Linked DNA regions of Homo sapiens: region 2 is linked to region 1. A link is a contact called in ENCODE Hi-C or POLR2A ChIA-PET data. All regions are on one chromosome and are shown on one strand. The core of a region is the stretch at or near the end of the contact, and the rest is flanking DNA. Distances in the headings are between cores, read along the strand shown. Region 1 holds the start of ATP1B3 (ATPase Na+/K+ transporting subunit beta 3). Region 2 holds the start of TSC22D2 (TSC22 domain family member 2).

What was found. Hi-C counts contacts between places; a loop is a spot of excess contacts on that map. ChIA-PET counts read pairs that join two places held with the same protein, here RNA polymerase II (POLR2A). Pooled maps may share reads with other maps.
Region 2: a loop to region 1 is called in a map of CD4-positive, alpha-beta memory T cell, with 21 times the contacts of the local background. The contact joins the promoter of TSC22D2 here to the promoter of ATP1B3 in region 1. A Hi-C loop is called at or near these places in 2 of 168 maps with a recorded cell type or tissue (CD4-positive, alpha-beta memory T cell and naive thymus-derived CD4-positive, alpha-beta T cell) and 4 of 50 pooled maps. POLR2A ChIA-PET finds 5 or more read pairs at or near these places in 1 of 52 experiments (activated B cell).

The regions. Positions count from the first base shown.
Region 1 is chr3:141,874,689-141,879,081 of GRCh38, reverse strand. ATP1B3 (ATPase Na+/K+ transporting subunit beta 3) reads right to left here and starts at 2,439. Exons shown (of 7, transcript NM_001679.4): 1 at 2,172-2,439. The coding sequence starts at 2,280. RefSeq lists silencers at 1,645-2,214, 2,485-2,614, 3,485-3,544.
Region 2 is chr3:150,406,939-150,411,720 of GRCh38, reverse strand. TSC22D2 (TSC22 domain family member 2) reads right to left here and starts at 3,423. Exons shown (of 3, transcript NM_001303264.2): 1 at 413-3,423. The coding sequence starts at 2,370. RefSeq lists enhancers at 727-1,606, 2,313-2,362 and silencers at 1,353-1,632, 1,893-2,062, 2,733-3,332.

The DNA.
Region 1 (4,393 bases), core at 1,190-3,689:
GCAAGCCCATACAGTCCCTTCAAGAGAATTAAAAAAAGAATCCTTCCTGGCAGACATATCCCCAGAGGCACAGAGCTCTCCAAACTGATCCTGCCTTTGCAAGAATTAGAACAAGGTGCCCCTTCTCTAGGCAGACCCAACCATGGTCTAGGATACACAGCCTGGCAAGCTGAATATGGATTTCGGCCTCCTCTCACGACTCCCTCACATATCCTTAGAGGGATACCCTTACATTGGGACAGGATTATGGTTAATTTTCACCTATATATGCCATTCTTCACTGACTTACTATTATTACAATAAACAAAAAATTTACTGATAAGAGTAATACTTATCGATTTTGAAGAGATTGACTTAATCCTTCCAAAATGAATCCCAACTTCACTTGTACTAGTTTTACAGTCCTTACACATTGCTCTCTATTTATTTGTGCATGTTATCTATTTAAATGCATTGACTCAATAAAATAAAATCTCTACCCTAGGTCATACAATACAAAGGTTGAAGAGCACTATCTGCAGTAAGAAATGTCATTCTAACACAAAGTGGAGTTACTCCGTTCTGGAAATGAGGAAGCACTGGGGAAGGGAGAAAGGGAGGAAGGTAGCCTATCAAAATTAATCTCTCTCCACCACTCAAAAATTTCTTCAGCAAAAAGTTAGTACACTCTAGAAACAAGCAATTAAGCTTTATAAATGTTCATCTTTTGTTCCCATGTAAGTCTGGATGCAAGATTTATTTCTTCATCACACTAGTGGGTTCCCAAAAGAAAACAGCAATTTAAATAAAAATCATGAGTGATTACCATGCAGTTAGGCAAGGCATCTGTAAAATAATACAACCGCTGGACTAGGATTAAAGGAGAACTGGGTTCTTTTCTTGGCTTTGTGGCATATGTAATTTTACACAAGGCAAAAATCACAACCTCTCTGGGTCTCATTTTTCTCATCTCTAAAGTGGGGGTTGGGCTAAAAATCCTCCAAGGCCCCTTTCAGCTTGTGATAAGACTTCAAGTCGCCTTTTCACCCTGAAGGAGTCCATTTCAGTCTGCACCAACAGTTTATTTTCTGAGTCACAGCTTATTTCTCCATGCTTATCCTAAAAATGTTGTGCCCAAATAGTTCTAAGCTCTCGAGATTTATTCCCACTCAGAAAGAAATGGTCTTTCAAGACCCACTAACAAAATGTTTCAAAAGGATTTAAAAAGGTAAAATTAGTTTACTTAAGTATAAAGGCAAAAAAAAAAAAAAGCTCTAGCCTGCATTCAGAGATTGATACAATTTTAGGAAAAAAAGGCATCCTAAAGCTACTCTACACGGTAGATGGTTTAAATATATTAAAACAAAGAGCTCACGCATAGAAAAAATCTGCTAACATACAACCATCACTCTCCTGTTTTGAAGACACGGGAAAAAAAAAAAAAACCTGTGTTGTTCAGACAGGATTTACTTTCCCCAAAGAAGCAAATTTGTAAGGAAGAAAACCTCTGTAATTAAAAAGGAATCCGGGAGGAACCAACCTTTTTAAGGGCCTTTTCACTGTCCAAATTCAAGTGCATTTTCTTGTACAATGTACTTCTGTGATTAACTCACCGCTACACGTTTAAGCAACCCACACCCACACTTAACACTCAGTCGCACTCTTCCGACCGGTCGGGGTGGCAGCGTGGACGAGTCACAAGATAGCGGCGGGAGTGGAAATTTCCTCTCCCCTGGAGTGGGGCAGGGTCTGGCTTCTCCGAACCGCTCAGCGGGCCGGGCGCCTCCGCCAGGGCCTCTCGGGCCGGAGCGCTCCGTACAAAGGAGGCCCGGGGGCTCGGCTCCTGCACTCTCGGGGCCCGGCTTCGGGCAGGGGTCCCCGGCTTCCGGCGCCGCGCCGGGCGGGAGGCCCGGGCAGCACGTGCGCCCCGCTCCCAGCAGGGAGGGAGGAACCAGCGCGGCCCGGCCGGGCTGCCCGCGGGCCCCGCTGCTTCGGGAGCGAGCTGCGGCCAGTCCGGCCGGCCCGGGGAGCAATGAATGGGGCCGCACTGCGCCGCCGCCGCCCGGGTTAGGGTCGGGCGGTCGGGAGCCCCGGCGCTGGGAGCCGCCTCCCGCCTTTCCGTTCCCACCAGACCGCGCCCGGCGCCCCCGGGACCGAGGCCGGCCCCGGACGCCCAGCTGCTGCCCGCTCACCCCAGCTCTTGGCGGTGCGCCCCAGGAATTCTCCGGTGGTCGGGTTGTAGATGAAGAGCTTCCACTCGGCCAGGCTCTGGTTGAGGGACTTCTTCTCGTTCTTCGTCATGGTGTGCGCGCGGACGGCGAGAGGAGCTGCGGCCGCGGGGATGGAGGCGGCGAGGGCTGCGGAGGCGCGTCCCGGCTCCGGCGGCGCAGCCCGGAGACGGCAGTGAAGGGTGGGACGGCCGAGAACACCTCCTCGTTACGGGGAGTACTCGAGCCGACTGCGCCGCGCCGCGCCGGGCGGCCGCTTGGGCCGCGGGAGCCTGACGTCTCCGCCCGCCGCAGCCAATCCCCGCGCCGCTCGGCCCGCGCCGCTGCCGCCTCCCGCCAGCGGCCGGGGCGCTGCCTGAGGCGGCGAGGGCGCCCCACCCCGCCCCGGCCCCGCCCCGCAGTAGCCTCGGGGGCTCCCTCAGCCTGGGTCAGAGGAAGCGAGAAGAAAGTCTAAAAATCCGAAGGTTTAGTCGCACGCACGTTTATAATAATAGCAAAAGGCGGGCGTCCCCGCGCCGCAGGTTGCTTAGGAGGAGGACTGGGTTTCCTGGGCGTTCCTGGGCGCCGGGGCGCTGAGAAGATGCTACCCGCGGCGGGCGGGTGCGGAGAGCACGAAAACGACTCCAGTCGGCCCGCGGCTTCCTCTCTGAGGGAACTTAATCGTCCCCTCCCCGAACTGCCTCCCCGACCGTCCCCAGGCGTTCTCTGGGCTCTGTGACGTTCCTACAGGACGCTCTCTGGGCTCTGTGACGTTCCTACAGGACGCTCTCTGGGCTCTGTGACGTTCCTACAGGACGCTCTCTGGGCTCTGTGACGTTCCTACAGGACGCTCTGCGGGGGATCGCGCGGGGCTCCCACAATGTACACGGTGCACTGCTGTTCTGAGAACGTCCTCGCTTGGCTCCCTTGAAGGGTTCAACCGGGAGCCTCGGGTCAATGGGAATTCCGTTCTAAATATGCCAGTGAATGGAGTATAATTTTTCTCGGGATTCAGTTGAATTTATCAATGAAATCTAAATACGTGCTTTCCCAAGGGTCCTGGCAACTGAAAGCTCCCAGCTTTTGCCCAGACGCTCCTACTCTTAACCCACAGGAAAGGAACACTCGTTGGAGGGTCCACGCCTGTGTAGTGTCGCCGGCTTTTCATCTCCCCTGTAGAGATCGCGGCCCTTGGGCGGAGCTGAGGGTGCCGGTAGCGTTTTCCTCCGCGAGATGGAGCTGACGAGTACGGGAGGGGGGGTGCCCTCAGACTCAGCGACAGGATAAAAGACTTTATAGGAATTTGCACAGAAGGTGCGGGGTGGGGGAGGTTGTTGTTGTTGTTGTTTATTTATTTATTTTTAGAAAAAAGCTCTGCCTCCGTTTTATTAGCAAATAAAAATTATGGAGAAATGTAATAGCCATCTTATTGTTTGGAGTGATGAATTATAATCTGTCTGGAAGTTTAAACAGCCTGCAAATGGATGAATTTTCCTTTTTCCTCACTTTTCTTACCAAAGCAAGAAATAATGAATTATACCTCCCACAAATGGAAAAGTGGTAAAATATATTCCTATAAAGTGCTTTTTTCACGCTTAAAAAAGCTAAATTTATAATTATGACATTGAAAATAACCAAAATCCATTTACGTTTTGAGCTAATGACACCAAAAGATTTGTAGAAGCATGTTGGAGAGTTTGGCATGAAATGAGTATTAGAAATAGCAAAGCACCATGCAAGCAGACTGGAATGCACTTCTTTAAATCATAGGCAAGATTGAAAGAACTAAAGAATGTTACCTGCCGGGCGCGGTGGCTCACGCCTATAATCCCAGCACTTTGGGAGGCCGAGGCAGGCGGATCAGGAGGTCAGGATCGAGACCATCCTGGCTAACGCGGTGAAACCCCGTCTCTACTAAAAATACAAAAAAATTAGCCGGGCGTGGTAGCGGGCGCCTGTAGTCCCGGCTGCTCGGGAGGCTGAGGCAGGAGAATGGGGTGAACCCAGGAAGCGGAGCTTGCAGTGAGCCGAGATCCCGCCACTGTACTCCAGCCTGGGCGACAGAGCAAGACTCCGTCTCAAAAAAAAAAAAAAAAAAAAAAAAAAAAAAAAAAAAGAATGGAAGTAGTTAACTATTTTCAACTCATTACAAATATAACTACAGGTTAGAGGAAACCTAAAATACTGGTAGAGTTGATAACAGGCTT
Region 2 (4,782 bases), core at 2,174-4,673, 8.5 Mb before region 1:
GGAAAACTTGTAGTATTATTATGTCTCAGCCTCAAAACTCACACTGACAAATCTCTCTGCCTTACGTGTTCAAGTGTGATTGATATGTAAGAAAAGGACAATTCTATGGGAGCATAACACACTAGCTACCACCATTAAATGGTAAGCATTAAGCTTAAATTCACCTTTTTTTGAGTAAACAATGTTGCATCCCTACCCATTTTAGTGCTTTTAAACAACGGTGACAAGACCAATTCGCTCATTACACCCTTTGACATCAGCATCAGCAATCTAAATCAATTTTACCAAAAACTAAATTTTGTATTTAAAAATGCTAAGGGCCTCCGTTGACAACAATCTCCCAAAGTTGCATCCTAAGCTACAATGTTGGCCAAGCATTTCTATCAAATATTTAAAATAGAGATTTCCATACCTGTCTTCATCACCATCAACAGGAATAGCTATGCTGAATACAGAGGTGGCCAGACTGTTCATAGGTGTTAACTGAAGGGGGTTTGCCAGGGAATCTGCAACAGGCGGCTTCACAACAGGCTTATTTTCAGCAATGAGAGAAAGTGGTGGTTGAGGTAGGGGTTCTGATTTTCTTCTAGTATCGTCGACTTGCCCGACTAAAGGCTGGGTCTGAGTTTGAAACTGGCTTAGGTCAGACTGTGGTAGACTTGTTGGTGCGCTGTGTGTGCCTGGCGCTAAGGGCAGCCCAACATGCTGGATTATGCTGCTGCTCCTGCTGACTGGCGTATGGCTGCTCAGCTGTTGCGACTGGGCCAGAGGCGCGGGTACATTTGGCATAGTAACAGAAGTGGTAGACACACTAGGCACGCTTGGAGCGGGCACGGCTGCAGGCACGTTTGGAACTCCGGGCACCACGGCGTGAGGGCCACCAGGTACGGCTGACAGCGGACCACTGCCACCCATCTGCGGCGGAGGCACGGACTGGGGCTGCCCAGCCCCGGCAGGACCGAGGCACGGCTGCACCACGCCTCCCACAGTAGCCGGGGGCACTCCAGTCGGCTGACAAGGCGCGACCTGCCCGCCTTGCGCTGGTCCCGTCCGGGGGGCCATGGCTTCGCTGGGCTGGGAAGACGCGCCCATGAGCTGCGCGCCCACCGAGGAAGCATTCTGGCCGGTGCCCACGGGAAGGGTGGCCGCCGTGGCGGGGCTCGCTGCGGCGCCGGTGGACGAGGGCTGCGCGGGGCTTGGCGGCTGCAGGCCGGCCACGTGCTGCTGCAGGTACTCACTCTGGCCGGAGGGCTGGACGGGCAGCAAATGTCCGGGCGGTATCTGAGGCTGAGGATACGCGAACTGCTGGGGCTGCTGCGCCGCGGGGGCGCCCACTGCAGGGCCCGGCTGCGGAGGCAGGGACATAGCCGGCTGCGCCAGGGTTACATTCGTCGGCGGCAGAGTCTGTCCCCCGGGCCCCGCTCCCTGGGGCTGGCTGGGCTGCGCGGCTGCCATCATTGGCTGCGGCCCGGTCGCGGCTCCCGGGAACGGCGGCAGCGGAGCCGAGCTTTGAGCCACAGCCCCACCTACGGGTGGCGGCGGCGGCTGTGGCTGCCCAACGCTAAAACTCTGCGGCTGGGCCGGAGTGGGCTGGCTCATTTTCTCCGACGGGGGTAGCTGTGACACAGCAGTCAAGGAGCTGTCAGTTCCCGACTCGGGCCCGTGCGCCCCCTGCATGGAGGCCACTACTACCACCACCGACCCTCCGGTGGCGCCCAGGCCGCTGTCCCGCTCCGCAGTCTGGTCAAAAGTACTGCTGTGTCTAATGCAATCCCCGGATCTAGTCAGGACGCTGCTGTCTGAATCCCTCTCATAGTATTCCATACACGTCCATCGGCCGCGTCTATAGGGCTCTCCGCTCCCGTGGTCCAGCTTGATCACGCGAAAACGGGAACTACATGTGGTGGGAGGCTGAGATGGGGCTGCAGTCACTGGCCCGGCGGATGAGCCCGCGAGCTGGGGGCCGCCGGGTGCTCCGGGGGCGGGGGCCGAAGTGGCAGCCGCCGCCAGGGTACTGGCGAGCGCCCCAGACACGCTCCGGGCCGAAACGACTCCTCCTCCGTTGGCGGGAGCAGCAGCCGCCGCTGCCAGCTGCCCATCTAGGAGGAGGTTTGGGGAGACGGTCCCGGGAGTCTCCGCATCCCCAACATTGTTAAGCGTCTCTTCGGAAGAGCTGCGCTCGCAGACCTCCTCAGGGCCATAATCCGTGGCCCGAGAGACGTCGAAAATCTCGGAGGAGACGTCCTCTGTGCGTGACTCGTCCGGGTCGTCCAAGCTCTCGGTGTCCTCGGTGATGCTAGTGGCCACCTGGGCCGTGGTGACACTGGTGATCTGGAAGCAGCTCTTCTTCTTGGCCGGCATCTTGGACATGGTGAAGAAGGCTGGAGGGCAGAGAGGCACGCCGGCTCCTCTGGGTCCTGTCGGAAACCGGGGAGGGCAGAGCACGGGCCCCCAAAGACAAAGTCCGAGTCTGCGCTGGGGTCTGAGGCCCGCCGCTGTTAAGAGTCACGGGCTGATCCAGGCGCTGGCCGCCCGGTGAGACATCCTCCTCCTCGTTTCCTTCTCTGTGTCGGTCTCTTCGGCTCTGCCCCCGTCTCAGTCCCGCGGCGGCTCCTCCTTCCTTTTTAGCTCTCGCAGCCGCGGCGCCTCAATTCAATTCCCTCAGAGGCGGCGAGAGCGCGAACCCAGGGGCGGGCCGGCTGCTTCCTCTCTCGTCTCCGGGCAGCCGTGGTCAGTCCAGCTCGGCGCTCGGCGCGGTCAGCAGGCCTTGGCTGGGGGTGGGAGTGGGAGGGCGAAGAGGAGGAGGAGGAGGCGGTGGCGGCGGCGTGAGGGGCGGTGCTGCCCCGCTCGGGCTCCTCAGGCCGGTGCCGGCGTCAGCGCTGGGCTCTCTGACTGAGGGAAGGAGCGGCGAGTCCGGAGTCGGAGATGCCTAATTCAGCCGGGAGCCGCGGGCCGGAGCTGGCTGAAGGTCCGCGGGCGGGCGGTGGGGCTGTGGCGCGGGCAGGCGGCCCTCCCTCCCCGGCTCTAGCCGGAGCTCAGCCCCAGGGACATGTCGACTGCCTCAGGCGGAAACCCGCTCTGGGGGAGGGGAAAGCCGGCTCGGTCCTCCCCTTACAGGGGGAACCACCCCTGCGGGCGGGCGGCGACGGCGGTCTCGGCCTCCCCTCGCGGCTTCTCTCAGAGAGGGGCGGCGGCGGCAGACCGCTGGCACGGGACCGGAGGCGCCCCGGCTGTGTGAGGTAGCGGTGGTGGCTTCTCCGGCTCCTCCTCGGTGCGCCCAATTCCTAAACCCCGAAGAAACTGAAATTCAAACTGCTGAAGCGGCGGCTGCAGCTCCCTCCGCTGGGCCAAGATGGGGCTGAAATGGCCGCGCCAGGGATGCTGGGAGGAGCAGCAGCCCCGCTGCCGCCGCCGCTGCCGACTAAAATGCCGCCGCTGCCGCAGCCACCGCCAGCGCCGCAGCCGCCGCCGTTCCGTGACGCACCGGCGTCGTGACGTCACCGCTCCGCCCCCTCCGGTTTCCTGCAGTTTCGCGTGGAACCTGGGGTGGGGGGCAATGGGCGGGGCTAAAGGTTAAAAAAGGGAGCGGTTTCTTTATTTAAAATTTTTAAAATTTAAATTTTGTGTTGTAGGTTCTTTAAGCATTGACGAGCTAAAGACCATTTTAAATTCTAAGCCTAGGGAAGCTTACAATGGAACTAATCAGATGTTTTTATGTCGGTTTGTTCCGAGACAGTGGAAGACTGGAGGTCATGTGCTTGTGTCTAATGTTTAGCAAAATCTTAGTGAAACGAGGGCGATAGGAATGGGGGCTGGGGAAGACTTAGATGGGATAAAAAGAGGTGCGGCTGGAAGAACTAAATCACTTTAAAACTTCTGAAAATAAATGTTGACCATTGTAGTCAGAGGAGTAAAATGTTCAGAGAAATGGGGATGATTAAACAAGAACGGCAAGCCAGATTGAGTCAGAAAATTATCTTCCTGCCAGAAATTCTGTCTCCCACAACGGCATCAGGGGGTGGTTACTTGCCCAGGGTGTAGTCAGTTTTTAAAAAGCTTAAGGGTTACCAACATATTCCTAAATTTCCTGAATTTGCTGTGATTCCAGGATTCATTTAAACTCTTGAGACTGTTTTACTTTCGGCACGAAATCAGCTCATGGGCTTTATAAATGTAGAACCTACTGCATTATAGTTCTTCTTTTTGTTTATTCTAAAACTGTTAGTAGCAGCCAGCGTATTATATGATTTGGATTGGGCCATGAACAACCGTAACGAGTGATAAAGCACCCTTTCCTGTTCCAATGCAAAGAACAACTATGAAAAGAAAGTACTGGCAAATTTATCATCTTGTAGTTAGTTCCTGGCCAAAGAAAATGGTAAGGCCATTCTTTTAAGCAGTTAAAAAAAAATGGGGATGGGCTCTTAAACTTTGGCATGCTAAGGCCATTCTTTTAAGCAGTTTAAAAAAATGGGGATGGGCTCCTAAACTTTGACATACTAAAGCAGTCGTCATTTAGGTAAAATCTAAGTCTTAATGGAAATCGTGATTTCATATCTACTGCAGCGTTAGCAATCACATAATGATAACTTAAATCAGTAAATCGTTGAACTCGGTTCTCTAATCTTTGAAGAATAGAAATACTTTTTATCCCAAAAGATGTTTTGAGAATTAAATTTGCAGAGAATTTTTTAGGTCTTTAGTTGTAATTTATAGAGCTAGGTCTTTTAACTTTAGTGGAAACCATGCCCTCCAAACCCAAGTGACTGGAGTCAGAATGTG